2 separate regions of the Mus musculus genome follow, and region 1 is linked to region 2. The links are chromatin loops, found by intact Hi-C in ENCODE. Cell type or tissue: gastrocnemius. All regions are shown on one strand. Each heading gives the region's core, and the rest is flanking DNA. Links, peaks and the distances in the headings are about the cores only.

Evidence for each region. Peaks named below come from ENCODE experiments on the same cell type or tissue, not always from the same donor. Only the 100,000 strongest peaks of a DNase experiment are listed, where the experiment ranks them.
Region 1: it touches region 2 in a loop (16-fold over the local background); 38 of 42 quality-filtered maps call a loop at or near these places.

The regions. Positions count from the first base shown.
Region 1 is chr13:103,637,001-103,653,587 of GRCm38, forward strand. The region is part of intron 1 of Gm30551 (predicted gene, 30551); the gene reads right to left. Gm24870 (a small nuclear RNA gene) reads left to right here and starts at 4,926; the gene lies at 4,926-5,032. In gastrocnemius, for the core only: CTCF peaks have their summits at 7,636 (motif pointing left) and 9,191 (motif pointing left); DNase peaks (open chromatin) are centred at 6,180, 7,589, 9,238 and 9,374.
Region 2 is chr13:103,163,392-103,179,978 of GRCm38, forward strand. Mast4 (microtubule associated serine/threonine kinase family member 4) reads right to left here. Exons shown (of 29, transcript NM_175171.3): 2 at 8,012-8,165. Among named protein-coding and RNA genes, the nearest start is that of Gm30050, 75 kb to the left of the region's middle. In gastrocnemius, for the core only: a CTCF peak has its summit at 10,575 (motif pointing right); a DNase peak (open chromatin) is centred at 10,583; H3K4me3 peaks cover 595 bases; H3K27ac peaks cover 451 bases.

The DNA.
Region 1 (16,587 bases), core at 4,072-12,071, 470 kb after region 2:
AATGTCAGAGAAGCTTCACCCATGAAGTCTCATCAGCATGGCTGCCTAAACAAGACCTGAACAGTGAACACACCAATGTGCATGCTCACCTGTACTGGGGAAGGCTCATGGGACTGAAACTCTAGACAAGAAACTATAGGCAACTAAGGAATAGTGAGAATGGGAGGAACAATGCTCCCCAGGGAAGAGCGCACCAACTCATTATCCAATACCAAGTGGTCAGCCCTGAAATCATATAAATACAGGTACAATTATGGGCTGGGAAAGCCTGAAAATTTAACAGCTTGCAACACTAAGACAGGAAGGAGGATCATGAGTTCAGGGTGCTCCTTGAATATAGAGTGAGTTCTAGGTCAGCCTTGGCAGCCTAGTGAGACCGGTCTTGAAAATTAAAAATGTTTTTTAATTGCTTCATCTTGTATTTTACTTGTGCATGTTTTGCCTGCAGGTATAGATGTGTGCCACATTGCATGGCCTGGTGCCAGCAGAGTTCAGAAGAGGGTGTAGGATCTCCGAGAACTGGAGTTACATGACATTTACAGGATTACTGCCCTGTCAGTGTTGGGGACTGAACACTGGTTCCTCTACAAGAGCATCAGGGCTTTTAAGCAGTGAGTCACCATTCCAGGTTTTAAGAAAGGGTCAAGGATGTACTACAATGGAAACATTTGCCCGGTGTGTGAAAAGCAAAGACTCTCCCCACTCAGCCTCACAAAGCAAGCCTGAGATGACCTGCAGCCCAATGCCATGAAGTTTAAGCCTGGATGAGCAGACCACAAAGACAACCTCTTCGAGGTGCCACATAGAATAGGTAGGGCATAGCCCTCCCAAGATCACTCCAGACATCCAAAGGCATCAGGTAGCACTAAGATGAATAAGAGGTGGAGAGGTGGAAGAGAAGGCGAAGCAGAGGGATGTGTGCACAATGAAGAGAGGCAGAGCTGGAGACAGGAACATGGCCTCCTAAGGCCATGGTAAACTCTTCACCTGTGTTTCCACCAAGGGCCATGTCTGGCTCTGCAGCAGTGTGGATCTGTTACCACTAAAGGCTAGGTAGACATTCCTGGTCTGGGCTGCAATGTTGATGTCTGAGGGCTATACAGAGCTAGCCCTGCCCCTAAGCAGCTGTAGTACTTACCCAGGAAGCAGAGCAGAGCTGGCCCTGATTGGGGCAATGGAGAGTGTAAGCATGAGAAAGCTGACCCTGCCACTCACCTACCATGTGGTGGCATAGGCAAGGGAGTGTTGCCCTCTCCCCTCATTCCTCCCAACATATGGCAGGTGGAAGAGCTGTCCCTAGGGTCAATGAGAGTAGGGTGCTGGCCCAGGCCTCTACCAAGTGTAGCACTCCTGAGAGCAGGCCCTGCACCTCACCTGGGCAGCACAATAGACCTGACCCTGCTAGAGGATCCAGCAGCCTCTCAAGCCCCATCCCTTACAGGGCATGAGAGCCAGAGAGCCGGATGCTGGTGAGCTTGTCCTGGAGGTGTGGGTGCATGAGAGCCCAACCCCAACATCCGCCGCATCTACAAACTGCCGCCGTGCATGAAGGGGCCAGTCCTAGAGATCTGAAGCTGCAAGATCCCCATGTCACTGGGCAACAAAAGATATCTAAGAGGAGTCCCAGTGAGGACCCAGTATTGATAGTGTAGCAGGAATCAGATATCCTCAAACCAGGCCAATGACTCATTGCAGTGAACATTCACAAGTAAAGAAGTATAAGGGTATACTGTGGGACACACTGGCATAGACTACAACTTCCCCAAGGGTTTTTTTTTTCCTGTTTGGGGGGTGGGGGAGGTTGTAAGGGCAGAGGACAGGTACTTGAGGGTAGGGAGATGAGTGGGATTGGTGTGCATGATGTGAAATTCATGGAGAATCAATGAAAAAGCTAAATTTAAAAAAAAAAGAAGCAATTTCTACAAGCCCTGAAAATACTGAGACTGCACAGAGAGGGAGATGGCCTAGAAGTACCTTTTATTGTTAAAAATAACTGGTGGTCCAGCTATGTGGTTTAGTAGTATGCAAGCACCTGTTTTGTTCTGCTGCTGTGTGAACAAGCTATAGAAACAGCCCACAGCAGCACCTCAGTCCAGGCAGAGCAATGGGCTCCCTTTGACCTGCATCTCCCTACTTAATAAAAGATTCTATCATTTAATAGAACAGAAAGGTCCTCTGAGCTGCTCATGGATACCATCTCAACGGCCTCTAGAGAAGCTTTATGCAAGCTGTTGGGAGTAATCCTTAAAGGATGGAGAGTTTCGTGATTTTTGTAAAACCCACATAACTACTATTTGTAACTGGCAAATTAAAAGAAAAACATCTTAGGATAAGGCAGGATTCAGTTTAAGGTCTGCTTTCATTAGAACATCCTACCGAGTAGCAAGAATAGAAAGAGATTTCACTCTCCAGTAATTACCAAACATACCAAAAGAGTAAATCTCAGCACTGCTTAAATGTGTTCATGGTATTAGCTGATGGCAAAAGACTGTGGGTTCCAAGTGTCTTAGTATCCATTGTCTCTTGGTATCTCTGTTGAGAGAATTCTGCTGTCTGCCTCCATGCCACCATGTTGTAGGTAATTCCCGGACTTTACCTTATTGTTTTTAGATCTTTTGAGAATGGTTTTACTCTACAGTCAAAGCTAGCTTAAAACTCACTAGATAGCCCTAGCTAGACTAGAACTCATAGTGATTCTCTTGTCTCAGCCTCTTGTATACTAGGATTACAGATGTAAGGAACTACATTGGCCTTTCTTAGGGTTTATATTATGCATTTTACCATAATGGAATTGATCAAGGAATTTTTTTCCAATCCTTTTTGGCTGTCAATTCTTTCTTTCAAATTACTAATTCTTTCCTTATCTGTGTCTAAATTACACTACAACCCATCTCTGAGATTTTTAATTCAATGAGTCTACTTTCCCTTCTTTAAAGTTTCTACTTACATTTCTTACTTCAATTAAATAAGTTATTTTTTTTCTGTTGGTACTTCTACATGACTGGGATAGTGGCAGAGTCTCTTAGCATGTGATCAATCTGAAGTTGTCACTTTAATTTTTCACCATGACTGGGAATAGGATTCCAGGCACCTTGATTTATAACATACAGACTTGCAAGAACATGAACTTAGGACCTCTTTATTGTTAGAATCACCATGGAGCAGGAGAGATGGCTCAGTGGTTAAGAGCACTGGCAGCTCTTCCAGAGGACCTGGGTTCAATTCCCAGCATCCACACAACAACCATCTATAACTACAGTCCAAGGGGATTCAACACCCTTTTCTGTCATCCCTGGTCATCAGGCACGCATGCAGTGCACAGACATATATGCAAGCAAAACACTGTACATGTGAAATAAATAAATAAATCCCAACCAAAAAAGAGAAAGAAAGAGAAAGGCCATAACAGGAAAAGGGACAATAGGAAGTAGAAACCTGAAAGACTCTGTATGCTACAGAAACCACAATTACATCGTGTACTCTAATCACGGGTACAACGTGGCTTTGAAGCTCCAAACTCTTCAGAGAAAACTTTGCCCAAGAGACAAGGTGTTTGATCTTGTGCATAACAGCTCTGAAGGAACGATTTAGAGCAAGTAAGCCAGCAAACACTAAACAGCTGGATGCACGGTGGCCTGGCGACCTCGGGACTGGGCTGCAGGGAAACTGCTAATTGGAAATAGAAGATCCGTGTGGTCCTTCAGACCTGGCGTGTCAAGCTGCTGTTCTATTTCTCTTCCTGTTTTCCTATTGCAGGGGAATCGAGTGAAGAGAACTTTCAGCTGGTCAGCAATGCCAAAAGGCTAAAGGAGACTGGCTCTCTCAGTAGCCAACATGCCACAAAGAGAAACGTGCGTGGTCAGATGGAGATGTGGCAGAAGGCCACAGGCTACAAATTTAGTGGTTTCAAAAATAAAAGAGAAAAAGCAAACCCCACTCAGATAGGTACACTAGCATCCTAGTCTAGAGCAGCCTTAGCGCTCAACTCCCCTACACCCTCTACAGCAGCTACCATAATGAGAGTCCACAAGAATGAAGCAAACTGGCCCATCTGCACTGGCTCAGCGGCCTCCGTGTTGGCAAGCATGGAGAACATCCTATATAAATTATAAAAAGAGTATCCCTCTAGGGATTCAGCTCTGTTGGAAGACTGTTTGCTTAGCCTGCGCAGGGCCCTGGGTTTGATCCCCAGTACTATATAAAATCTAGCATGCTGGTGCATAGCTATAATCCCAGCATTGGAGGCAGGAAGCTATAATCCCAGCACTGGAGGCTGGTGCATAGCTATAATCTCCAGAGTTAGAGGCAGGAAGATTGGGAGTTCAAGGGGTGCTTAGTTGTCCTCAGCTACGTATAGAACTCAAAGGCCAGCCTAGCATATAGCAGACCCTGTCTCAAATAAATAAACAAAAGAATATACTTTGAGAAATACTGTAGTACAAATTATTTCCACATTTATAGTGGATATTTCAACTTAGCATTTAAATGAAATAATTACTGACTAGTGGATGATTCTCATTTCAATGCATAGATTAAATTTCTACCATTGGGGGGAAAACAAATGGAAAATGAGGCGAAGCTGGATTCCACATTACCCACGCATGGAAAGAACTGACTGTACAAGCAACTTCCTCTAAGGCTCTCAACCTTGGTCACATAGTCTGTCAACTGAGGCACTTAAAAAATACCAATGTCTGGGTGCTACCCCAAACCAATTAAACTCAAACATCCAGAGGGGGAGCCCTGGTATCAGCAATTTTTAAATGCTCACCAAGCAATTCCTATTTGCAGTCAAGGTCAAAACCCACCAGCTCTGATGAAATCTGAGGGGTTAGTCCTGAGAATCAACTGTCCGCTCTCAAATGGCATTCGGGCCCGACCTCAGAAACAGTTAGGCATCTGACACAAAAAAAAAACCAAGAATCGTGCTCGCTTCGGCAGCACATATACTAAAATTGGAACGATACAGAGAAGATTAGCATGGCCCCTGCGCAAGGATGACACGCAAATTCATGAAGCATTCCATATTTTTGTGGAACAACAATATGAACTAGCCAGCACCCGGGAGCTCTTGTCTTTAGCTGCATATGTATCAGAAGATGGCCTAGTCGGCCATCACTGCAAAGAGAGGCCCATTGGACTTGCAAACTTTATATGCCCCAGTACAGGGGAACGCCAGGGCCAAAAAGGGGGAGTGGGTGGGTAGGGGATTAGGGGGGTGGGTATGGGGGACCTTTGGGATAGCATTGAAAATGTAAACGAGGAAAATACCTAATAAAAAAGAAAGAAAGAAAGAAAGAAAGAAAGAAAGAAAGAAAGAAAGAAAGAAAGAAAGAAAGACCAAGAATCAAACAAAGCACCAGGAAAGCAAACTCCTCTGGGATCCACAAACACAGACTCTGCAGGTAGGCCTTCCTGCAGAAGCCAGAGCGGAGAGATCGTCGCAGGGATGTGCGCCATTCCATTCTCTGTCAAATAGTGGCTAAAGCAGAAAATTAGCTCTGTCGTCATCATTGATTAAGCAGTATTTTTCAAAGCCTCCAGTCATCAGTAAAGGAGTCCTACTCAACAGATTAACAGATTATTTTAGTGATTAGCTAGTGGTTTTCATTGGGTTAGCAAAGTGCCTTATAGATGCAGTGCACCCAGGCATGGGCTGCAGCTGTGACAGAGGCAATATCTCCATGCCTCTCCCTGACCTGTGCCTGATAGCCCCAGGACCAGGAACGCTTGAAGAGGATGCATAGAGCCTGGGTCACTGTTGTCATTACCTCATCTACTTCCTTTTACATTCTAGTTGGACTTAACAATATTCAGCGCTCTTTCTCTCTCTCTCTCTCTCTCTCTCTCTCTCTCTCTGTGTGTGTGTGTGTCTCTCTCTCTCTCTCTCTCTCTGTCTCTCTCTCTCTCTCTGTGTCTCTCTCTCTCTCTCTGTCTCTCTCTCTCTCTGTGTCTCTCTCTCTCTCTCTCTCTCTCTCTCTCTCTCTCCTTTCGCTAAGGAAATAAGCACAGTAGCATGAAACTTGCCTTCTCTAAATCCTCTGCGGTTGGTGAGGCATTTCCACACGCTTCCTCTATACACCTCCCCTTTTCACATCATCAACAACGCAGCCTCAGCGAGCTGGGCTGTACCAGCCAGGCAATTTTTCAGGTGCCAACATGTGCCTTGAGTATGCCTTGGCCAAGGCAGTGGCTGGCAGCCAAAGAACCAGGCAGGGACACTTCATTCTTGCCCTGAATTCGAATTCTAACGCACCAAATCTCTTGCCCGCCCTGCTAAAAAAAAAAAAAAAAAAAAAAGGTCCACTCCTTGTAGCCCTTAACAATTCCCTCTGCAGGCAGCAGCAGCTGGAGATCATGAAAGACAGAGAGCTCAGGGCCCAGGAAGCTGAAGATGCAGGTTTTTATAGCCAGGAGACCTTGAGTGAGCCATTTAACCTCTCTGACCTTCTGTTTTCTCTTCTGTAAAATGGAAATAAAAATATCCATCCTGTCTTCCTTAATAGATTGCCGTGAGATCGGGGTGGCATGATAGATGTAGGGGCTTTGCAAAATGTTAAGTCCCAAGTTTTATCTTTACAGCATATGATCCCGGCTCCCCTGAACACCATTCTTCATGACAAAGAGAGCCGTCAACATCAAACACACACTTGAAGGGCCCCTCTGGGGACGAAAGTTCTCCTTCCTACTGTCTGACTTACTGATGGGGATAGATATTCCCAAGGCATAGCAAATTCTGCTGGCCTTGGTCCCCTGAGAGCTGTCACAGAATATATGACAAAAAAGCCCAGAAAAGATAAAGGGATTAAAGGGATCAAAGGAAGAGGTTTTGTTTTAGCAAAGGCCTTTTCCATAGAGGTTATTAGAGAGGACAGACTTCCTGATCACCCCTGATGCTTCACATGGGGTCCCATGTGAGGCCCATTCAGCCAGAATGACCTCTATGGAGAACTCACATATCCTGAAGAACCTAGCTACCTGGATTTCAGTTTGTCAGTTGTACTTGGACAGGCAAAACAGGCCAGAGAGCAAGAACTTCACTGGTGTGGGAAGCAGTCAGAGGAGAGCGAGATGGTCCATCGGTGAAGTGCCTGCCGAGCAAGCAAAAGAGTCTGAGTTCAGAAATCCACGTAAAAAGCCAAGAATGGCCCCTGTGCCTACAATCACAGTGCGGGCTGGGAGGGGATTTTTGAAGGGATGCTGCTCAGCCTGTCTAGCCAAGCAGCAGATTCCAGTCATGGAGAGACCCCTGTCTCAAAAAGTAAGAGCTACAGAGGAAGGTATAAACATTGCCCTCTGACCTCTCCCCAACTGAAGAAAGCACCAAGAGAGAAAGAAGTAATGGGAGGGGGGATGAAGGGAGAGAAGGGAAGGGGGGAAGGGGAAGAGGGAGGGAGAGTATGTTAGACAGAAGAGCAACAACAGGAGTTACCCCAGCCAAGGGATGGCTGCCTTACAGTTAAGTAGAATGAAGCTGGGCTCCTAGGAATGAGTGTCACATTAAACAAAAGATTCAATGTGGAAAGTGTAGCCAGTACAAATGCAGCTTTTAAACATTAATAGAAGGAGAGGCAGGCACAGTGGCTGGGCAGGCCTCCCACTGGTTCGTTCAAGAAACTTGATGTGTAGTGACATCTAGTGGCATCACATATGAAAGGCTGCTGAAGTTTTTTTTTTTTTTTTTTTTTTTTTTTTTTTTTGAGTGGATGAATCAAAGTTTGTCTATATCTACAGGACAGAGAGCAGCCTTTTGTAATTCTCTGCCGCACTTGCTCATGCTCCAGGAACTAGAACTTTGAGAAAACCCATTCAGTGGTCATGTATGGTAGTGGAAACAAGAAAGGGACCAAGCATCTTTGGGCTTGCTATATGTTTATTTTTATTTAAATCGGGGCATATCACCAGTTGTGTTCTTGAGTCCATGAATGTAGCTGCGAGAATGAGTGACATATGGGCCAACGATCTAAGACATGTTGCCTGAACGGAGAGAGAAGCACTAAAGGATGACGTCACGTGGAGAACATGTCCCCCTTTGAAATAACACTTTTAAAATACATTTCATCTCAAACTGGCTGCCATTCTTCCTTTTACCCGAGAACTTGCAAGGTTTCCTTAAAAACTGTGGCATCCCAAGCTGACCAGTACAACCTAAGTTTTACTGTTACACAGACCACCAGCAATGTGGGTTGACGGTAGCAAGCTAACACTTTTCCAGGGTGTCTCAGAAAGCTCAAGCTGTTCCAGCAGATAAGAGTCTGCATTTCTGAGACACCCTCTCCAATCAAGAAATGAGTAGAACTCTCTGAATAAGCCAGCAGTGTCAGGATCGAGTGGAGAGAGAAGAAACCTCCCTGGAGGCTGCCTGAAGCCCAGGGAAAGAGCGACCATATGGCTTCCCGTTCTTGTCCTTTGTTAGGCACGGTTCTCAAAAGGAATAGAACCAACAGAACATAAATACATTATCAAAGGAGAATTATTAGCTTGGCTTACAAACAACCTGAAGAGAAATCCCTTTATCTTTCTCCAAGCCATCCAACAATGGCAGCCTACATGCTGGCGAGGCAGAGGTGCCCAGAGAGGTTAGGTCCGTAAAGCTGGATGCCTCCACTCAAAATGGGTTCCAAACAGCCACCAAATCCCTCAAGAGCTGTGAGTATTCAGTCCACATGGAAAGAACAAAACAGCTGGAGTGTGTTGTCATTGGAGGATGGCAGCAGCAATGATAGGCAGACTCCTGACACTTTTGTTCTTGGAGGGCATGGGATGGTCCCACCCACTCCCTCTAAGACTGGGTCTTCCCCTCTCAATCCTCTGAATCATCCTCATAGACACACCATGTCTCCTTCATTGGTTCTAAGACCCACCAAATCAGCAGTCAAGACCGACACATCACACATTCCTTACTGAAAAGGCCTCCTGCGGTTTTGAAAAAGTGTATGCTCTCCTATTTGTTCAACAAATAGTTCAAGACCAAGATTATGAATACATAAAAATAAAACAAAATCTTCTCTGTAGAGTGTTTCCTTGTCTTGGTCATTGCATTTGTCATATGAAGTGGCTTTTGAGCTCAAGTTAGGACTACAGTTGGAGCTTGTTTAAGACTTCAAATCCTGTGTCACATTAACGCAAGGAAATATGCTTGTAGATCACCTTTTGGTACAATCTAGCTCATCCAGGCTGAGCTGAGTGCCCGGAAGCGCCTCCTAGTGTTCAGTAGCAATATCTGCACCAAGGACAAGCTCAGCGGCTAAACCATAGATACCATCCAGCCATGTCTACCTGGAATGTTCCAAAGCCTGATGGATTGGGGGAAGGGATAGAAGGGAGCTGGAGGCTGAAGAATCCTGTCACTGTTGTCATAAGCACACTTAACCTCAAGTCCAATAACCCCATCAGACAGGCAGCTCCCTGCCCTCTAAACTCTCCAGAAAGAGATGTTATCCCCTTAATTGGTCAGTGGGCGTATTCCTCCCATGTTCAGATGTATAGTGCTATAGCTATTAGGAAAGGCACCCTGGAGAACTGGACAGGTGTATGAAGTGTGCATGAGTTGATGCACGCTCTCATGTATGTATGTATGCATGCATGTATGTGTGAAAGCTTCCTCTCCCAAATGGCCTTTCCTAGCCGTCTACTACAAGCATCCCATCTGCCCTGCTCATCACCAGAGACCTTTTCTAGCCTCCAGATCTGATCTCCAGTCCTCGACACTGCCCATCATGGCATCAGATGGCCCACAAGAATTTCACCTTCGTGTACAGAACTGAACTTGCCCTCCTCTCTCAGATCTACACTACCCTCCTCCCAGACTCCAGCTCAGTTACTGACACACCATCACCTGCTCACTCAAGCAACTTTTCTCGCACGCCTCTCTCCGTCCAAGTTCTAACGAGTCCTGACCCTGCTTAGCTCCCAGGATCTGGAATGTTCAGAATGGCATGGCTGCACATATGTCCTTTCCCCTTGCTTCCCTCCAACCTCCCCTAGCCCAGAGAATTACCAGGCCCAACGATTCTTCCCTCCAAGTCCCCCTCTGCTGAACCTCCCATCCTGTCTCTATTCATGCCCTCAGTTCCTTCCCCTCCATTGGCTTTAGAACAGCCACCCAGCCTTCAGGCTCACCCTCTCTAATACGATGCCACAGTAGCCTTTTCAATCCTGCCTTTGCCATCCTCTTGACTGAATTCTTCTGCCCGAGAATTCCAAGCCTTTCCCTAACTTGGATTCTAGGAATCATCTCTAAACAACCTTCACGTGTCCTTCATGTGCCTTACCTATGCAGATAGAATCTTGGAACCTGCCATCCTCCTCTGCCCTCTGTATCCTTGTGCATGCTGCTCCCTCTGAGTATGATGCTCTTCCTTATGTCCCCAGATGTCCACTCACTCCCTGCTATACCGGTGGTTCTCAGCTTTTGGGTCTCAATCCTTTTAGGGGAGTCAAATGACCCTTACACAGGGGTCATATATCAGATATCCTGCATATCAGATATTTATATTACAATTCATAACAATAGAAAGATGAATGGTTAGGGAGTAGCAGTGAAATAATTTTGTGGTTGTGGATCACCACAACATGAGGGACTGTGTTAAAGGGTTGCAGCATTAGGAAGGGTGAGAGCCACTGCTTTGTACAGATTTGGTTGCACCTTCCTCTATGTTTATGAAACTTTCTCCTTTTTTCTGCGCCTCAACTTTCTGTATGTCTCATACTTCTGTTTTCCTATTCTTCTCCACTAGAGTGCAAAATCCTTAAAGGATATGTCGGTATCTTTAATACTCTTTTTTACCTCTAGCATTTGGCATAAATTTGGCATTGATTTAATGGTTCAGTAAACATTTGTTAAAAGACTGGAGAGAAAACTTAGTTGGCAAAACGCTAGACATAGAGTCATGAGAAGTTGCGTTTGATCCCCAAAACCTATGTGAGAAGTCATATTTGATGGCACACACTTGTAACCCTAGCACTGCCTGAGACAGGCAGATCCCTACAGTTCCCTGGCCCAGCAACTTGACCTACTTGGCAAGTTTAAGGACAAAGAGTCCCTGTCCTAACCAAGTGGACAGCACTTTCAGAGCACCCAAGCTGGACCTCTGGCTTACACACACAGGAATAAAATAAGCATTTGTTGAATGAGTCAAAATGAAAAACAGCCAATTGCCTGCACACAGCAGAGGGCCTTCTGAGTCAGAACTCAGACTCGTGAGTCCTACTGTGCATTCCGCAATTTCCATCATGCCGGTGGTCCTTCCTCCTCCTTCTTCCCTGCTGACTGGCATCCTCATTTCCCTCTGGGAAAAACCCTTCTCCATGAAGACCATATGGGAAAGTGGACTCGGTTTCCAGTTCCAGAATGGCACATTTCTATCTTAGTGATTGGCTCCAGCAGGGCATAACTGATTTGAGTCCCATAAGTCATGGGAAAAAAAAAAAAAAAGAAAGATTCTCCACGGGCTTCTCAAAGGCCCAGGAGGAACCCCCACTTCCTCTTCTGGACTCTGTCAGATGCAGGCCATGGCCAACTTCCAGCCTAAGAAGAAAGGAAATACCAACAGAGCTCAAAGCGCCCTGCAGTGATGGGGCAGGAGCCTCTGCACTCAGCTACACTGAAGTCCACACTTACTCCCAACTTCCAGTCTCACAAATCCAATAAACCTCTGGTTAAATCCTTTGGTTTTATGCTATTATTACTACTAATAGTGAAATGTGTCCCCTGAAACATACATTCAAGATAACACATGTGTGCATGTGCATTTGAAAAGTAAGGAGCCATCATTTTTGCCCTGCTTAATTCTCTGACAACAAACCATCTTCCCAGCCACCATTCCCTTTGCTTTTGAAATACAGTACAGTTGAAGGAAAATTGGAAGAGCTGCCATGGTCAGCTCAAGTGCATGACGCATCAACAGGCAGTGTGGTCACGTTGTGACAAGCTTGTCTAGAAGCTAACACTCCAATAAATAAGTTGACATGGGACTGTCAGAACTAAGTTCAGGGTCAAATTTTAACTACTCTTTACAGCCCCACACTTTCTCTCCTGGCCTTAAGCACTCCAGTCTATTGATATACCCATCAACTTCCTGGCTGGTTGTCTTTTTTTTAAAAAAATAAAAATAAAAGCTGTCAAATCAAAGTGGAAAGTCAAGGGAACATGGACGAACCCAGGCCCCATGAGAGTGACTGTGGAGCTGGCCAGAAACATCCTGTGTAGATCACTTTTCACTGAGGGAAACAAAATTCTTGGGGACCTTTGTGGGGAGATGCAGGCAGGGTTTCAGGGTGTACCCCAGGCTAGCCCTGAATTCCTGATCCTCCCAAGCGCTAGATTGCAGGCAAGGGCCACCACTCTAAGCTTCTTGGGGACTTTTGGAGTAGAAAAGAATGAATCAAGGAGGTGTTTGTAGAAATGACAGTGGGGTTGGAAGCACACCTGTCAAAGGTGTGATGAAGCCAAAGGAGCTCCAAGGCAGGGTCAGAAAGTAGACGGGAACTGTGCATTCAGCTCTGCTGCTGCTGAAGGAGTTGCTCCTGCCAATAAGCAGAAGGCCACCCAGCCCAAGCCTGGCACTGTGCGAGCCACAACAGCATGTCTGATGAAGCTGCCAACAGTCACACTTGGCCACCAGCTATAAATACAACAGCCCCTCACCCAATCCTAGTGTTCATCTCCTTCCATGGCACCCCAGGCAAACACACAGGCAAATTGCTTCTGGGCCTTTCCTTCCCTGGCCTCCAAGGTTGAGTGACGTAGAAACAGTCAGTCCATTTTCTCTTGCTATAATGAAATACCTGAGGCTGGATACCTTGAAGAGATTCATTTTGTCTATTTGTTCTTTTTTTTTTTCCATTTTTTATTAGGTATTTAGCTCATTTACATTTCCAATGGTATACCAAAAGTCCCCCATACCCACCCACCCCCACTCCCCTACCCACCCACTCCCCCTTTTTGGCCCTGGTGTTCCCCTGTACTGGGGCATATAAAGTTTGCAAGTCCAATGGGCCTCTCTTTGCAGTGATGGCCGACTAGGCCATCTTTTGATACATATGCAGCTAGAGACAAGAGCTCCAGGGTACTGCTTAGTTCATATTGTTGTTCCACCTATAGGGTTGCAGTTCCCTTTAGTTCCTTGGGTGCTTTCTCTAGTTCCTCCATTGGGGGCCCTGTGGTCCATTCAATAGCTGACTGTGAGCATCCACTTCTGTGTTTGCTAGGCCCTGGCATAGTCTCACAAGAGACAGTTATATCTGGGTCCTTTCAGCAAAATCTTGCTAGTGTATGCAATGGTGTCAGTGTTTGGAAGCTGATCATGGGATGGATCTCTGGATATGGCAATCACTAGATGGTACATCCTTTCGTCACACTTCCAAATTTTGTCTCTGTAACTCCTTCCATGGGTGTTTTGTTTCCTATTCTAAGAAGGGGCAAAGTGTCCACACTTTGGTCTTTGTTCTCTTGAGTTTAATGTTTTTAGCAAATTATATCTTATATCTTGGGTATCCTAAGTTTCTGGGCTAATATCCACTTATCAGTGAGTACATATTGTGAGAGTTCCTTTGTGATTGGGTTACCTCACTCAGGATGATGCCCTCTCTCCAGGTCCATCCATTTGGCTAGGAATTTCATAAATTCATTATTTGTTCTTAAACATCAAATAAAGGCTCAGCAGCAATGCCAAACCAAACTTGAAAAATAAGAGAAAAAAAATATCATAGTTCTAGAGATCCAGAAACATGGTGCTGGCCTCAGGTCAGCTCTGGGTCTCATGATGGATGGTGTCACACCATGAGTACATATAGAAGAGATCACATAATGAGACTGAAGTCAGAGAGAGAGCCATGGGTCAACTGTTATTTTGTAACAGTTTTTACATGAGGAAACTAACCAGGGTCCCACAAGAACTGTATTAACCCAGTCCAAAGGCAATAACCTCAGGGTTCCACCTCTTAGGGTTTCAACACTCTCAACATCATATCAGGGGCCAAATGTTCCACCAGAGAACATTTGAGGGACCAACCACATACAAGCCACAGCAGGGGACAAGCCATGATTGTGAGAATTTAAAGGGATATCAAATATTTAAGGTCCTTTCATGTGTCTGTTCAACCTCCTTGCATCTATCCAAGGAAAAGGGCTCAGGGGGGTGTAAGAAGACAAGAGCTAGATCATGTAGGCAACCCCTAGAGCAGTGGCTCACAACCTGTGGGTTTTGACTCCTCTGGGGATCAAATGACCCTTTCACGGGAGTCTCATATCAGATAGCCTGTATGTCAGATATTTACATGACAATTCATAACAGCAGTCAATTTACAGTCATGAAGTAGCAACAAAATAGTCATATGGTTGGGGGTCACCACAACATAAGGAACTATAGTAAAGATTCACACCAGTAGGAAGGCTGAGAACCACTGACCTAGGGGCTGGGAAGAGATGTCCCAATGCTTACTATCTGGTGGCCACTCATACGCATGGGCTCCAAAGAATGTCCCACTTCTCTCCTCAGATCATCTGCAAATCTATACATCCCCCTTTATTTTCTCTTAACCTTCTCTTCTCTATATATATCATCCCAACTCCCATTGTCTACACTATGGAATGTCCCTAGAGTACCCCTGGAGGAAGCAAAGAGAAGGACAGATCTGAGTCTTTCGAGTCTCCATAGCAAGGAAACTTGTAAAAAACCTTTCTCCAGCTACTAGTGACCATCCTTAGAACAAAATCAAAAAGTCTTACTAAGCTAAAATAGTTTCTGTCTTTTCAGGGAGCGAGAGGAAGCATCCTAGAGTTTTAGCAAACTTGATTTGGAAAGATGTCAAGCACATACAGGGTAGCCACAAACCATGCATGTGTTTCTGAATGGGGCCAGTCCCCCTTCTGACCCCTTCATACTAATGCCATGCTTATGGTCAATGGTCAGTTCCAAGCAAACAACGCTTTCACCCTAATTCCTGTAAGAATGCTTAGGAAGCCAAGGTGAAGCCTGAGGCATGCTGTTTAGCGATCAGCTCTGCACGTGGCATGGCAAAGCCAATATATGGGAAGTTGCAAGTGTTCCACTCACAGATCTTTCCCACAGGCCACCAGTGGAAAAGATGACAGCTACTTATCTCTGAACACTGGGAGATAATGACCTACCAACCTAGTATCTTGGCTAGCTAGCTATTGCTGTGCTAGACACCATATACCATAAACAACTTGGGGAGGAAAGCATTTCTATCAGCATACAGCTCAGTCCATCAGAATGGGAACTCAGGGCAGGAACCCAAGGCACAAACTGAGGCAGAGGCCATGGAGGAATCTGCTTATTGTCTTGCTCCTCACCACTCACTCAGCTTTCCTTTTTATACAGCTTTGGACCACCTGCCCAGGGATGACACTAGCCACAATGGGGTTGGTTTTCCCACGTCAATCATCATCAAGAAAATACCTGACAGCCCTGCCTAAGGTCATTCTGATGAAGATATTTTCTAAGTTGAGGTTCCCTCTCCCCCAGATAACTCTATCTTGTGTCAAATTGACAACAATCAATCAATAAACCAAGAAATAAATAAATGCATACATACATACATACATACATACATACATACATACATACATACATACTAACCAGAAAACCTAGCCTCCCTCGGCATCTGGGTCCAGACCTTCCTATCAGATTGAGCTTGGAAGTATCCCTCAAGGAACATAGCTTCATTTTAACCCTGAGAGACCCATAGGAGAGGACTCAGCCATGCCAGACCCAGGCTTCTAAACCACAAAAGCAAAAATAGCAAACAGGGGGATCCTAAGCCATGCAACTTGGGGAAATGTCATGCTGCAAGAGGAACCTCATACAAATACCAACTTTGGAAGGTCTTGACAAGGAAGAATACAGGAGAAAGCATTCAGAGGAGTTACTGGTTCACAATAACTGCTCAGTAAATGTGCCTACCACATCAATGAGTCAATAGCAGATGCTGAGAGCAAATACAAACCTATACCATTTTCAGTTCTTACCCTGGAGAAATTTACTTAGCCTCTAGTCTCAGCTTCTCCACTGGTAAAATTAAGTGGTAGAATTCAATAATGACAGTGCTCAAAGGTTTAGTGATGCTACTATCCAAGAAAGTAGCACAAATTATTGCTCCTGTGTGGAAATGATACCAGCCCAGAGAAGCCAAGTAACCAGATAGCATCCCCTGTATAGTGGCAGGCTGAGGTCTTAGGCTCATCTTTCTGCCTCCCAGACTCTTGCAACCAAACCCATTCCTCAAAGAACCCTGGTGATTTGGCAAATGTATGATTGAGACTTAACAGTGTTTGCTGCTGGCTGTTGCTCCCAGTGTCTGGATTTATCAAAATAACCACATCTGCTCTGTTCTTGTGTTGATATCTGCCTGGCCATGGCCACTGTCCGTTGCACATCCCACTGGCTTGGTTGACTTTCTCAGGTGTATTACAGGGTCTTCATCACACAGCATCCCAACATGAAGGAATAAGAAATGAGGCTTGGCGTGGCGACATGACAGGAGACAGGACTTGGGCCATTGTCTAAGAGTGGTCACATTGACTGGGACAGAGACTTCCAGAAATTTACCCTTATTGGATCT
Region 2 (16,587 bases), core at 5,784-13,783:
AGGCTTGACACTGTGAGAGGCCATGGAAGGCCACTGGTGAAGTTGCAGTTAATGGCCCAGGAATGAAGGGGTCATGCAAAGAAGCTGAGGCTTGGCACCATAAAAAGAGCCTATGAGAGGCTATTGGTGAAGTCCAGTTGCAGCGGAAGACCCCAGTGTATTGAAGATGTCAATAACATGGGATGACCCACAGCAGTAGCAGTGGAGTGGAGTCAACCAGAGCCTATAGTGCTACAGAGGGCAGGGCCAGAGAAGTGATGCCAGCCCTTTGGAGGAGCCCAGAAGGTCATGTGTGATTTCCAGACATTGAAACAAGAAGCTGTAACACTGAAGTTGCCTTGGAGACCTTAAGATGTTTGAGATGCCAGTGCTGTGGGATATCTGCTGAGGAAAACTGCTAACAGGGAGTGAAACCAACTCAGGAGAAAGAAGTTTTGTGCAGTCAACAAAAATGAAGAGGAGTGGAGATCTGAAGACAGCTTTGATATCAGTCATGGAGATGCAGAATTTGGAGTTTGCCCAGCTGATTTTCTGTCTTGCTTTGGGGATTACAGTTAAGTGATTGGATGAGTCTCAGAAGAGAACTTGAACTTGGGAAGTTGAACATTTGAACATTGTCTGTCAAGACTGCTACAGACTATGGGGACCTTAGAAGTTGGAATAAATGTGCTTTTTTTATTATTCTGTGTTTTGGGTATGGCTCCCCCATAGACTCGTGTGTTTGAGCAAGCCTATGGAGGCCATGGAGTAGAATGTGATGATTTGTATATTATTGGCCTAGGGAGTGCCACTATTAGGAGGTATGGTCTTGTTGGAGTGTCACGCTAACAACATTCTTACACAGGCACTGGTCACAAGAGAAAACTAGAGCATACAGGACAGACACACTGCATCCAAGGGAATGATTACTAAATACCATAGGCACTTAATTTGATTTTCAAATTTGCCCACTAAGTTAAGGAACTTACCAAGTGACCAAAGACTGGCTTACTCTAACATGATTGCCTCCAGGCTAAATTTTAGGAGGAAATAATGTTCCCTGGGATCATGTTGTTTGTCTTTCTTTCTTCAAGTAAGATTGTGAAAATGTTCTAGAGTTGGGCTGGGTTTAACTTAGGGGTGTAGCACTTGCCTAACATGCTTGAAGCACTACAAAAATAAGACAGACAGACAGGTTTCATTTCCAAAGCCCCAAAAAGCAAAACTTCCTCATTTTTTCCTGTGATAAAGGGAAAAATGAGGAACATTCTAACAATTTTAGAACTCCTAGTCAATGCTGTCTACAGGTTAATCCATTGGTGTAATGTGCACATTGCATTCCTATATTAATCTATGGGGAATACATTGATTCTGCTTTTCTTTATATTAGAAATAACCCAAACATCTTTTAGGAAACAAAAGGGACTCCCTGAGGAAAAAGGAGCCTTCATTCTAACTGTGAAGCTATGACACACATCACAACCAGGGAATGCACGAAATGGAGTAAGGCCACTCATCTGCATATCTAGAAGGCAGGATTCGAAGAGCCTAAAGTCTGCACTGTGAGGCACAACAGTGTGTATCTCTGCCCAGACTAAAGGGCCTGTATAATGATTAGAAGCGTGTTGCTTCTCTTCCTCATCAGGGGGCTCCAGAGCTCAGTCACCATTTACACGCTGATTCTATCTATTTAGCAAGCATCGGGCCATGAAGACAGAAAACATTAGCTTAAAAAAAAATCGGACATGATGGGCATAGCAAGCGCTGGGTCTATTGTTTAAATGTCAGCACTGAAAAAAACAGAATCAGCAAGCGAGCAATGTTTGTTTCCCTCTCTTTAACCTAGGACTCTCGGTGACCCAGATCCTTACTCTGGGAAGGAAACGTTCACAATTTCAAACATGAATACCATTCATTCAAATCATGGTGTAATTATGGCTCTTCTCATTTATCCTTTCTGAAAGCTCTATATCTTCTGAGTTATCTACATTGAACATATATTTCCATAACTCAGAAATAGACATGTTTATCATAAAGGGTTGCTTTCAAAGACAGAAACTAATTATGGTGGACAGGATCATGGGTCCTGATTGTCTTAGTTCTTAGCATTATATTCTGCATCCTGGCTCGATGAACATGGTAGAGTGTCCTTCTACAGCTTGACTCGTCCTGGCCAATGAAAAGGTAGCAGCAGAATGCTTACAAATGTTTGAAATACGTTTGTTGCAAACACCTCTCATGCTCTGGACTCTATTACTTTGTCTAGCAGATGATCTGAGAGGCAATGGGCAAAGAGCAAGTGAATCCTGTATGCAAGCCCAGTGGCGCTAACACAGGGTTCCATGTTCCAGAAGACCCTCAGCCACATAACCCAGTAACCGATGGTTGTCTGCCAATGAGTGTTCTTAGAGTATACAGAATTAATGCTGCTGTCATGGGTCACTGAATGATACAACTGACCAGTAACAACAACAAAAACCTTAGAGGGAAAAAAATTCCCTCATGGATTGAACTGCAGGGTATAAAAAAAGATCAGACTACCCTTGACACAACTACATAAGAAGGGAGCCTGTTTAATCATTGAGCCAGTTTGGAAAAAAAAAAAATATTTAGCACAGTAGTTTTCTCCCCTTACCCTATCAAATATTCAATTGTTTAATTACAATTATAGGAAGTCTTACCAAGCATGTAATAGTTTGAGAGCACTCAGCAACAGGATTTCATGTTAAATGTTAGGAACCTTTTTCAGTGTTCAAATTTATTTTTTACAGCATGATTTTCAATGTTTACATTGTTTTCCACTTTGTATATATTCTATAATATGTTTAATCAATATCCTCTCGGCAGATATTTAGATGACATGTAATTTTAATTATTATAAATAGTGCTGCTCCGAATATTACTAGTGCTAATTCTCCACACATATTCATGACTGTTTGCTTGCAATGAATTCCCAGAAATAGAACTGCTGGGCTAACGAATGTATGAATTTAAAGCTTTTTTTTAATATGCATTAATTGCTTAGATTTAATTTTCTTTAATTAAAGGACTGGGAGCCCTCCAGATTGAGTCACAGCCCCAGATTCCAAGTAAGCAAAGATTCTCCTATCTAAAATTCACTTTAATTAATCCTGCTGGAATTTAACGTTTATTTTAAACCTGTTGGGTACCTGCTGTGCTAAAGCCACTTCATAGCGGGCTGTGCAGGCACCTGCCTGGACATAATCTCTGGTTCTTCTTTACAAACCCCATGCCTGTGCCTCAGTGTCCCAGTCTGTAAAACTGGAATAAGTGCTTCCCATCTCATGGGTTAAATAAGTAATTAAATATAATTCACCAAAAGTGGTCCTGCCACACAGGATGATTTTAATACTAGATATCATTAGGAATAAATAAATGACTAGGTCACAGATTCTTCTCCTGAAAAGCTAAAGGCTTAGGGAAAACTTTCAATTCATACTTAGGCAGAATTTTTTTAAACCATTAAGATAAGCTTTTGCAAAGTCTTTGATTTTAGTTTAGTTTTTGGCAAGAAAGAGTCCAAGCTGGCCTCAAACTTGTTATGCTGCTAAAGAGAGTGGGAATGCTTGGTCCTCTCGTCTCTACCTTACATCTCACAGTGGTAAGTACACTACTACCAAACCAAACCAAAGATCCTAGAGTTGAAAGGAAGTCAAGTAGTGGGAAAGCAGCTGGCCTTTGGAGTAAGACACTAGATCAGGGTTTTGGTGATAAAATCTGCTTTCTGTTATAAGATGAACTGCAGAGTATAAAAAAAGATCAGAGTACCCTTCACACAACTATATAAGAAGGGAGCCTGTTTAATCATTGAGCCAGTTTGGGGAGAAAAAAAAAACTTTAGCACAGTAGTTTTCTCCCCTTACCCCATCAAATATTCAATTGTTTAATTATAATTATAGGAAGTCTTACCAAGCATGTAATAGTTTGTTTCAAGGTGAGGTCACTTGGTTATTGCTGCTGAAAACTGGTAGACACTTTGTTTTGAGAGTCAGAGACGATGCTGTCATACCCGCATCCCAGCGCCTGATACATGTGCAGGCATGGCTCCGAGCAGATAGAATCCTACAATCCTGTAACCCTATACACTGAGCCCTATAACCCCAGAATTCAGGAGGCCGAGGCAAGAAGATTTCCATGAGTTCAAGGCAAGCTTGGGCTATATAGTATGTTCAGGCTAGCCCAGACTACAATGTGAGACTCTGCCTCAAAAACAAAGAAACTGATTTTTTTTAATTATTTATTTATTTTATGTATGTAAGTACATGGTTACTGTCTTCAGACACACCAGAAGAAACAGATTTTTAAAAAGCAAAAATTGAATCATTCAGGACACCAAGGTGAGCGTGGTAAGCTTACCTTCCCACCAATTCCAAAGCCCTCTAATTCAGTTTCCCCCACAGATTCTGGAATACTTGCCCAATGCTGGGCTAAGCACTCCCCATGTTTCTTCACTAAATCCTCAGCTAAACTACCTAGAGGACCAGTTACCAACACTTTCCCCCACTCCCCACTATCTCAACTTTCAAGGACCTATTTTCCAAAATAGGCCACTTACGCTCAATGGTTGTTTAAAGCTCTTCTAAGGATGACTAAACACTCTTTTAAATAATGATCTCGCCTAAGATTTACCCATCCACAATAGTTGTACAGCATCCGAACGGGAAGAGGACAGACTTGATAGAGTTGCCAGGTGCAAGTACTCTTTCTCCCGAAGCTAAAGGCCAGAGTCCACGCTCCAGGTCATAAGCTGCAAGATCAAAGCTTTTAATAAACCACTTAGGCTGAAAAAGGTGAGAACAGTTACTACCCAGCTGTCAAAAACAGCTCCATGAAAATAAACTTTCTAATTAAGATGAATAAACAGGGCAAATCTTAACCATCAGGATTCCATTGCCCTTCCAGTTGGTTAAGGTTAGACTCCAGGACTCTTTAGACCGTATTACTTACAAAGGCAATCTGCATCTACCCAAGGAAATGAAAATGGTCCTAACAGGCAGCAGGGAAGTGTTCTCAGAACCCTACGTGCCAGCACTGGCTATTCACTCAGGGAAGAGCAATCTTTTCTATTTTTTGAGACAGGGTCTCAATACATAGCCCAGGCTGGTCTTGAACTCAAAACCTGCCTCTTGCCTCTACCTCTAAGAGCTTTGATGATATGCATGTACCACTGTGCATGCAGGGTGTAGGTCTGTGTGTGTGTGTGTGTGTGTGTGTGTGTGTGTGTGCGTGTGCATGTGTGTGTATCATACGCATGTGTCCTGTGGATGTGTTTAAGTGTATATGGTAGTATACACACACATATACATGTGTGTGGTATATATGTGTGTACATGTAAAGGGTCAGAAGTTGACAGGAGTATCTTCCATTTTGCTCTCCGTCTTAACCATGAGATGAGGATTCTCAGTGAACAGTAAGTTCTCCAATTCTGCTAGACAAACTGCACAGAGTGTCCCTAGGACTGTCCTCCCTTGGTACTGGGAACACGGATGAACACTTCCACACACTGCTTTTACATGGGTGGAATTCAAGCCTAGCACCTCACAGGTACACAGCAGACACTTTACAGAGCCACTGTGTTAGCTCCACGGGCTTCTTCTGTCTTTTAAAGTTTATCCTTCCCTGGCCTGGATCTCGCTCCCTCCAATCCAGCAGTGTGCCTCTCTGCACCAACTGCTCCAGCCGCTCCAACTATACTGGCCATGTGGCAGCAGTATTTCCGTTCCTTAGAAATTCCATTTCCAGAAAGCCAAAGCTTTAAAAATAAAAAAAATTTTAAAAAAACATAATTCAAAGTATTTTCCAGACCATTTATGAACTGGCAGACGAGACTGTCATAGGTAGACAAATTTTTCTTCAGGGCTTAAAACCAACGATGTTCCTCCAAAATATTTATGTTTAGAGGAAAAAAATCACTAAGATGAAATAGGAAAAAAAAAGTCAAATCTGCAGTGCGTTATAGTTTGGTTTAGCATGAAAAGTGAAATGGCGAGTCTCTTCTAAGTCTTTTGCTTTAACTTATACTTATTTGGCTTTATTTTCTTTAAAAAACTAGAATAAAAGTCATAAATTTAAATAAAACTTTTACATATAAATAAATATAAAAGATACTTGTATGAATATGTAGGGCTTCTTTTTTAATAGATATTTTTATTTTCAATGGACCTGTACTTATACAGACCCACAGACTAAAATGTGCATTTCTTCATTTCCTTCCCCACCTTTCTTGCTTTCTTTGTGTGGTACTGGGTTCAAACCTAGGGCCCATGAATGCTTAGGCAAGGGATCTATCACTGAGCCACAGCCCAGCCCTAATACACTTTTCAATGCCTTCACTGAAAACTTTGATTATTTTCAACAATACAGAATGACTAGATCAGAGTAACTGGCAAATTTCTCACCTCCAGAACACAGCATTCATGCTGAGAACATTCTAGGTCCCTCCCCGCCCAGAGTTTAAAAATGGAACTCTTAAAAATGGAATTGCTTCCAATCAGTCATCCAACTGTGTTAAAGAATAATCATTTCTTGCTGTCTAGTGTGCCAGCCATTCCCTCTGCACCTTCCCCGTCCCAGGCTCCCCTACTTCCTCTCTCCTCGTTAACGTCTCACCGGCAGGAGCTTTAATGGCTCGCTCATAAGTAACACACACTATTTGCTTCTGTGTTTAAACATTTAGGTTACATGTCTGTAACTGTGAAGTTTTACAATGGAGAAGATTTGATAGATACCTCACAAATGAGAATACATAAGCATCCAATAAGCACAGAGCATGCTCTAAAATACCTATGTGCCACAGTGTGTGTCACACGTGACTTCTAAGGATCCAAGTGTTAAAGGGCTAGATCTGGTATGAGGTTAATGCGCAGTGCAGCTTGAAGAGGTGGGTCCAGCAGGAGGTCTTCAGGGGATCATTGGGGTCATGCTCTTGAAGTGACTTGTGGGAACCAATTCTATCTTACTCTCTCACTTCCCCACCATAAGATGATCAGTCTTATTCCACTGTGTGCTCTAGTCATGGGGTGCTGATGTGCCCAGCCCCAAAGCAATGACACCTACCAAGCCTACTAAAGCAGCAAGCCTAGAGAAACCTTCTCATTTTATAATCTGATTGTCTCAGGCTCCTGTTAGAGTAACAGGAAGCTAACAGAAAACTCAAAAGGAAACTACAATCTCTAGAACAAAGAAAATGACCAAATTTACAAAGACTGGCCATACCACAGGTTGGTGAGAAGGCACACTAATTACACTGCTCACCTACTGTTGGTGGGAGTATAAAGTGTTTGTATTTGGGCACTTTGTCAGTTTCTTATGAATAGTAATATTGATATAATAATACATACATATTATTAAAGTGGTATGCTAAGTAACAGAGCAGATACAACATTCACACTGTATGTCCCAGTTAACACAAAACATTTAGGATTAATCTCGTCTGCAGGGAAAGTATATGTACAAGGAGTGTGTGTGTGTGTGTGTGTCTGTCTGTCTGTCTGTCTGTGTGTGTGTGTGTCTGTGTGCATCTGTGGGCACCTATGCCTTTGTATGGATGTCTGTGTGTGCCTGTGTGTTTAACTGTGTGTATCTCTAAGTGTCTGTGTATGTGTCTGTATATAACTGTGAGCATCTGTGTCTCTGTATGTATGTTTGTGTGTGTCTGAATTGTTGTCTGTCTCCACCTACATTTTTACATTTTGATCATGCTGGTAGTTACACCAAAATATGAATTTTCCTAAGTGCATTTGTGTATATTCAAAATACGACCAGGTCATTGTAGGTAAACTATATTCCATAAATTTTACCGCTCAAGTTCTTAATTTAAACTGCTTTCTAGACTTAAGTAACACTTTCCAAAAGGGTCTACAGGCAAGCTTTTACACACGGAACTCCAAGGCTGTACAGAACCCTGTAAGAAAAGCACAATTCCTCTTCCCGTGACCCATGTCACCCCGACTCACCTGTGACCTATATCACCCCGACTCACCTGTGACCCATGTCACCCCAACTCACTCACCTGTGAGGGCTCCTCCCAGGCTCCCCCGCCGCAGCTGCTTCCCATCCTCACTAAGCTGTCTCTTGTACTTCAGTGATTTTCCGAGGCCGCAGGCCACATCTGGGTTGCTGCATTTCCGAAACGGCATGGGTGGCGGAGACAGTATGTGGTCAAGCTGTGGAGAGAAGGACAGTGCTATCAACTCTGGGGGACACCCAGCACAACCAGGAGACACCCAGTACAACCGGGGGACACCCAGCACAACCGGATCTCACGCTCTCTTCTGTGCATCCCCGTCTCTAAACACACTCCCTTCAGCGCTGGTTTTAATTTGATAAGTTTAGAAAGCTCTAAATTTTATTCTTGTACCTTCTGTCTGAGAGTCAGTATTGCTCGCCGCAAAATCCCAGTACCAGGTTTTGACGGCAGGTCACAAACACATGAGCAGCAGGCCATAGGATTAAGTTTAGTAGATGATGACCACAATTTTCAATGCAGTGGGATAGTTATTATTGGACCCCAACAAGAGCTGGGAAGATGGCTTGGTCACCAAAGTGTCTGCAGTGAAAGCATGAGGACCCAAGTTTGTTCCCCAGCATCCATATAAAAATACCTTGGCATGGTGGCACAGGATTGTAATCCCAACCCTGGATTGGATTGGGTACCTGGGTTGGCTGGCAAACGAGTCTAACCTATCTGGAGAGTTCCAGACCAGTGAAAGAGGTAAGAATGTGCAGTTCCTAAAAAATAATGCCTGAGGTTGACCTGTGGCATCCTCATACACACACGTACACTCAACATCATACAACTACACACACACATACACACAGAGAGAGCAAATAGGAAGGTATTGTTTCATAACTGAGTGAATTATACATACATGCATACATATGTAGCCTGGAACCCCATATAAAATAGGTCCTTCTGTGGATTCCCCCACTTTGAAATACTGCTATATAAAAGCAGATCAAATTTCACATATTGCTCACACACATACATGGCACAGGAGAGGAATGTCTAAGCACCGCAGCCCTTAATGGAAATCAATACACCCTTATATCACTGTATAGCTCTTAAAAAGAAAGCCTGTCACAGAATCAGAGAAACCAAAGTCACTTCAAGAGCCAGCTTTCCACAAAAGAATCCCCTGGGTCAAAGCACTCATGTCAAGATCTGCTCCACTTTCATGAGAGCACCTGAAGAGAGCCGCACCTTCTACACGCTCACCTGCGAGCTGAAACGCCCGTGTGTGTGCCGAGATATTATTAAGGACAAAAATATTCCTGGGCATATACATATGTGCTTATCACTATTAAGTGATTAAATTCCAGCTGTCACACAAAAGGGCAGCTGCCTACAATAAAAGCAGGAAATACTTGGACAACACAGCTAAATGCTGTTTTAAGGACGGTTTTACCAAAGTAGTCGGACTTTGCTATCATGAGAAAGAGATGGAATATAATTTTCTGATCTGTTTTTAAGACTATCACAGATCTTCTTATAGGAGAGAGTGAGTAAGAACGGGGTCATCCTTTTGGCTGTCCGCGTGCTACAGTATATTCAAAATTGCCAGGAAAAGAAACGACTGCCTGGGAGTGGCCGTCCCCTCCCTAGATAGTTGAGCCTGAACCTTCATCAGTTCCACAAGATGGGAACGGTCTCCCAACCTCAACTGCGTTCATTAGCAACACGTGATGGATCTCAAGCACTTCTTAAAAAGAACCATCTGCAACTCCCAGACACTCAGGTCTTGGCTGCATCTCACTGCCAGTTGGTTTTGCAGTGAGAGGACCCTGAAGAAGGAGTAGTCCATCGACTCCAGGATCAAAGCCAAATCAGGAGGGGAAGGGACTCCAGGGGACACTTTTCAAAGTAACAGCCCTTTCAAAGGAGGGGGTGTAGTCATCTGAAGATGTCAGCCGGCTGCTGTTTATCATATAGATGTCCATTTATGGGGGCCTCCAAGGAGAGACTCCTGCCCAGCCTTAGATGTTTTGCCCTTAAAGCCTACAGACAATGAAGCACCTGAAGAGTTAGCTACATACGAGCGACTAGAAAACACAGAACCTGCCTGCAGTCAGACTGCCAAACAAGAGAGATTACTGGTTCCCTATTGTTGGTACCACTGTATGCCCTTACCTATGTGCCCTTTTTCAAACTGCCAATTTATTGGTGGTGGTGGTGGTGGTGGTGGTGTTATTGCATTAAAAATTTTTCAGAAGAAAACCTGTGACTATGGAAACATGGAACAGATTGAGGGAGAGGATAAACACCCTTTGTCTATTGCCAGGGCAGAAATATTATTCCTTGCCCATATGGTTTTCACTCCTCCTCCACCCCACATCCATGCATCAGCCCCCCACTCCCAGTATCAGCTGCAGACAGACATCTCATTAATACTTTCGCACCCCTCTTCTAAGAACATAATCTCTTCAATGCCTCTGTAATCTATATGCTCTCACACAATGTCTCCAATCTTTTGCACTATGGAAAAGGCTGGGGAAACTACAAAATAAGGCTCTATCGTGTAGACTTAATATTATTAAGTTGCTCTTTTCCGTGACTAGGAAAATTGTGGCCACAAGGTGGCAATGTACCATAGATAGTCAGCAAACTGTTCCATGCTTGCTCCTGCTAATAAATGTACCAAGAATTAGTGGCCACCCCTTCAAAGCAATCGAGCGGGTTCGGGTCCATTCTACTTAGTTATTTTCTCTTAATTACTAGTGGCAGCTGCATAAAATACAAATATTTATTGTTTAAGGTCCATCAGCTGCTGCTGCCCGTTTTTCATTGGCTTGCAGAATTGCAATTAATTACTCTGGGGAAGAGTGTTATATCGCAAATCAACAGAGGGTGGAAAAGTAGAAGAAAAAAAAAGAGGCCTTTCCTAAGCAGGAATTATGCGATTCCCTTATATATTTTCAAACAGTTACAAACGACATGGGACACATGTGGAAGAAAGAGAAAGAAATTAAATGAGAAAGTGAGGGTGAAAAAGAAAAAACAAAACAAAACTCAACCCCCTTCTCCATCACAGAAATGAAAACATGAACTAATAGTTCATCGGCTGGATTTTTTGCTTTGTTTTCTCTTGTCTTGTTTTTGGTTTTTTTTTCCCCCATCAGAACCATAGCCTCTAGAGGAGACTACTATTTTAAACCTGGGAAGATCGAGGCAGTGAACAGTGAAGGCTGAAAAGTCTCAAAACCAGCACAGGGCAGCTCTCCAAGATCCCAGTTCCGGCCTCTATCAATTCACGCTCCCAACAGGGCTCTCTCTAAACATATCATTTTTCCAGATTTTCTGCATTGTTGGTGGCTTTAGTCTTTCTATAGTAATTAATCAAAGCCTTTCAAAATGGCCCACTGCAGCCTGGCACTTTATTTTCCATTTTTTTGCAGGGATTCCAACATTCACAATCTCTTAAAAAACACTTCATCGCACCCAAGAGCTGATGGTACGTATTAGACCTGTCATTTTGAACATCGCCATTTACCTGATTTCCAGTGAGTCTATACCCCAACTATGATGGTGATCTACCGGTTTAACTAAAGACAGAGGACGTCCTAAAACTCTGAGGCTCAAGGCCACTGGCTGAGGTACTTCCAGGGTCTCTCCTTCAGCAAACAGCAGGGTACTCACAGAATCCAATCCCACTCCTTGGTCACCTAGCAGGCTGCTAGCCATAAACACATTGTACTGAAGAGGTCATCTGAAGAGATGCCTTTCTTTGATCTGCCAATCAATCCTGATTTCTGGTGCCTGGACTTCCTCAAAATTCCCTATGTTAGTTTCACAAAGTCCTTTACTTCAAAGAAGAACCATAGAACACTGGACAAAGGTCCATTTGACCATTACTAAATTAAGAATTCATACAGAGGTAGAGCATGTTGCTCCATGCCACAGTGGGACAGTTGCTCTTGCTGGAAGCCTGTCCCAGGAACTACAAAAACATCTTAGAGAACCAAGGTGGCATGACGAAGAGAAATCTGTTATAGTCGTGACGGAAAGTTCACAAAACCACAGGTCCCGTGACTGTTCGTCACAAGCAATTCGTGTAGTAATCTCACATCTATGTTTGCTGTAATTGTCTCTCATTGCTGTCTGGCAAAAAGGCTTGAGAAGAACAGAATGCATCATGGTTACTTGTGGCTCCTGCCTTCAACAAAGATGAACACAAGTGGGTCAAGACATTCATGAGAGCATCTCATCTTTGGTCCCTTGGCTTTCCCCATCACTCCCACATCTGCAGATGTCAACCATACGCACATTTTCCTGGGCTGAGCCCCCCCTGTCATGGCGCCATCTTCCTACTTCCCTAGTGCACACTTTCACCATCCACAAACACATACGGCATGCTTCCAACTTAACTGCATTCTCCCACTTGATCTTCAGACATGGCACTGCCAGACACATCCGTTCTTCCCTTCAAGGTTTCTGTGTGATTACAAGGATCTTACAAAGAGACAGAGAGACAGCTCAGCTTACAGTTACAGACAGAAACTCATTTACCCTGGCTAATCAGCTCACAAGCTTTATAAACAGTCCTAACTCCAACAGTATGGTCTGCTAACTCATCCTTCCCAATACAGCTCTAGTCCCAGTCGCTTCACCATTTCTCCTGCTACCACCTTGTCCCTGACATAGCAACGTCTCCTTTAACAACCTCCCAAAGGCTCCTTCTGCCTTCTCGCTAACAGCAGGAGAGTAGCCAGTGTCCCTTTGAAAGCATATGCCAGATGCGCCAGCTGATTTTCTGGAGTCCTTTCCCAGACACTCCTTCAAAACAACTCAGGGTCTGCACACTGGCCTGCCAGGCCCTTCCACCTGCCTCACACAGCCAACTCTCCCCTGTTCTCATTACACATTGTTCTTCTGCAGATCTGCAATGGCTGCAAACATCTTCCTGTGCATTTTTTCCCTCCTGGGAGACACTCTTAGCTTGCTTCCCCCATGTCCAGGGCTCCACCTGAGGGGCAGTCTCCCTGGGAGGCTTCGGTGCTAATGCACAGATTACTATACTCCTCACTTAAGTCCTTCCCCTCTCTTTTCTTCATACATCTGCTGCCACGGCACATATGAGATCCTTTATGCTCGTTTATTGTCATTCTTCCCCAGCTATAGTTGGAGTAACAAGAAATTCTGCAAGTTTGTTTCTTCTGCCTCACCCTTACAACAGGGCTCATTAAAAAAAAAGAAAAGAAACCAAAGAAAGATTTTTAGTATGAACAAGTGTCTGATATGTAGAAGTATTTAGTTAAAATATAATAGTGAAAATAGAGAACACATGCCATAAAGAGCCTTTATCGTTGAAAAACTAAGAAATCACGTCAAATGTAACCAAGTTGAAATCTTACAAGGCATCTCCAGTACTTTGACAAAATTGAGCATTTCACGTATGGCGAGAGCCTTAGGTCATATCAAATGGCATCCTTTATAAGAGTTTTTTTTTTTTTTTTTTATTCTAAACCAGCATGCTAATTTTTGACAGGGCTATCTCTGAAGGTGATTCCTAAATAATGAATTATTCGACCTTTTAACTATATCCCTACTGGCATACTCACGTGTGTCCATTAATCGAGTCTCTTTCTGCTCCATTCCTCTTTTCTGTAATTCTGCATTCATTCCCAAGATGTGACACTTGCATTTTAAAGACCCATCCAGAATGCACGTGCCCTACGGCCAAAGTTCACAAGTCCAAAGAGTATCACCAATGTCATTTGCATTCCTAATGGAGCCATGGCTAACGTCCTCTTTTGTGCTTTAAACAGAGAAAAGGATTGACTAGGAATGTAGGTTATGAAAACGTTGCTCAGTCATTCTATTTCTTGGTATTAAATATTCTAAAAAAAAAAAAAACAAAACCAAAGATACAAAAATACCTGAATCAGGAAACTGCGCAGACCTTGCTTATAGCTCCCATCAAGTACTTATCCTTTCTCTCTCTCTTCCTCACCACTCAATACAGAATCAAATAGGCAACTTAGAACGACTTTACTGTATTTTAAAGTTAGATTTTACTTTTAAGCCAACACTTAAAAGAACAAACAAGCAACTGACAGAATAGCCTTCTGTAGCTAGAGACGTTTACGGCAGGATTGTCACTAATTCCACAACAGTTAGGTGCTCAGACCAGAGCTGACACATAAGCGTCTCTATTAACGTATTTAACTCTTAATGCATCATTTCTTCACCCACAGAACATTAGTAACAATCATACTGATCCCCTGAGTGGGATGTAAGGATTATCAGCTTTCGTACATGTTCGCGCCTGAACATCTGATAAAATAGAAAGGGCACCATTTGTGCTTGCTGTAGCTACAATCCATTTCACAAAAGTCACCTCTTCTATCACCCAGGCGAACATTTCTACATGGAAATTAAACCTGCTGCAACTTTACCTGGGACTTTGATTTCGATTGTTTGTTTTCAGGGTTTTTTGGTTTGGTTTGGTTTTGGTTTGTCTGGTTTTTTTGTTTGTATAGGCTAAGAGAGAATAGATGGGACACAGAATGCCTGATTCATAAGAAGTCACATTTTCTTGTCCTTGTGTGTGTCATCAGCCATGGTATAGCGTTTGGGAGGAGCCTTGAATCCATTCCAGATGCTCAGGGACAGAATTCTAGGGCCATGCTCCAGGCAAGCCACTTCCGTCTGAAGACTAGATGTCAGGTGACGAGGACATGTAGTTGAGGCATGAAAGGGGCTAACACATCCAAGCAGTCCATAGCCTAAAACACTGGTGCGCACTCTGGCACTGTCTGCAAGGCTCAGCTCAGCTGACAGGCAACACACATGGCTCAGAGTCACACCACTGCTCTGTACCGCTCAAGAGTATGTAAGAAAACACTTCTTATTCACGGCACTGCCTAAAGAATAAACCAGGTCCCCTTACTGCTTTCTAATATCTAAGTATTGACCTGTCAGGCCACCAAGAGAGTGACAGTCCTGACCATACTGCATTGGGTCTGCTAATTGATTTTGCTGACAATCAGTCTGGATTACATCCCCCCCAAGAACACGGGCTTCTACTTAATGATGCTGTAAGCAACATCCCTCCAAATCTAGCCGCTCGGATCCAGAGTGTACAAGGGAGGAATGCACACCACGGGGCCCTGATCAACACTCATCTCCACGTATAAATATTTATTTAGTAAGCAGTTTTGTTGCTATTACTGTTTTCTTCTTTGAAACAGTGTCTATGCCAGGTTGGCCTCAAATTCAAGACCCACCTGCCCTAGCTTCCTGATTGCTAGGATTAATACAGATGTGCACAACTGTACACAGCTTATCAAGCAGCGATATGCTAGGCTCAGTCTGGGGCGTGGGAGTAAGCAGACCAACAGTAAACAATACAGACCCAGTAGGAGGACATTCAAGCCTGGAGAGGGACACTGGAAAGATGTTTTCAGGCCTCAGCACTAGAACCAGTGTCGTTGCTGCTGGGCTGTTGGGAGGGTTTTCCCTTGGGAACTACATACCTAGCAACATCTCTCTAGACACCTAGGCAAAGCCTCTGACTCCTCACCAGGAAGTGCAATGTGTCCCATTTCTAATCTTAACTTTATGCAGACAGACTTCATTTTATCTTCTAAAGTGAGATTTGTGGAGATTTTTACACACACACACACACACTCACTCATTCACTCACTCACGTACACATTCACACAATCTCAAGCACACATACATATATACACGTGGCCACACACACATATCCACACATATCTGCACATGCAACTCAGCCTCATATATACACATACATACCCACACATACACACATACTCTCTCACACATGCATACACATACTCTCTCTCATAATGCGCGCTCTCTGTGTGTGTGTCTCTCTCTCTGTGTCTCTCTCTGTCTCTGTCTCTGTCTCTGTCTCTCTCACTCACACACACACACACACACACACACACACACACTAAACAGTCCCTGGAACCACTCTTGGACCTCACGATTTGGAGGAAATGGGAAGTGTCGTATCTGAGCCCAGAGACGCTACTAAATTTAACTTGCCAAGCACTCGGCTGCCCCAACAACAAAGACTTACTGGATCTATGTCACGATGCCACTGCTGAGGTCCCTTGGCTCTGTGCTTGCTCTATTCTTGCTTATTTTCATCTATTTTTACATTATATTCCCCTACTAACTTATGTGTTGTAGTAGGTTACTTTATGAGAACAAGCTGGCTATAGTGACTCATGCTGTATGTAACCCCAGCACTCTGGAGGTAAAGGCAGAGTTGAAAGTGTAAGGCCAGCTGCCACTACATAGTGGGTGAGGCCAGCCGGTACTAAAAGACCTATCTGAAAAAAACTTTTGAGAACAAAAAGAAAATGGAAGAAAAAAAAATAAGAGTCAGTAAAACCCTTCATGTTTACAAGGTCTGGTAAGCCAGCAATTCCCCAAGCCCTAACTTACTCAAATGATTTAGCTGTTTATTGCGATCATTTTCTCAATAAATGGACTTATCTTCAAATAAGGCATCAATAGAATATATTTACACCGGAAAGTGTACTAGATAACAACATCATTTTCTATCTTTGATGTCTGTCAGGAGGAAAAAGTCCAGAAATTTGAGATTCACCTGC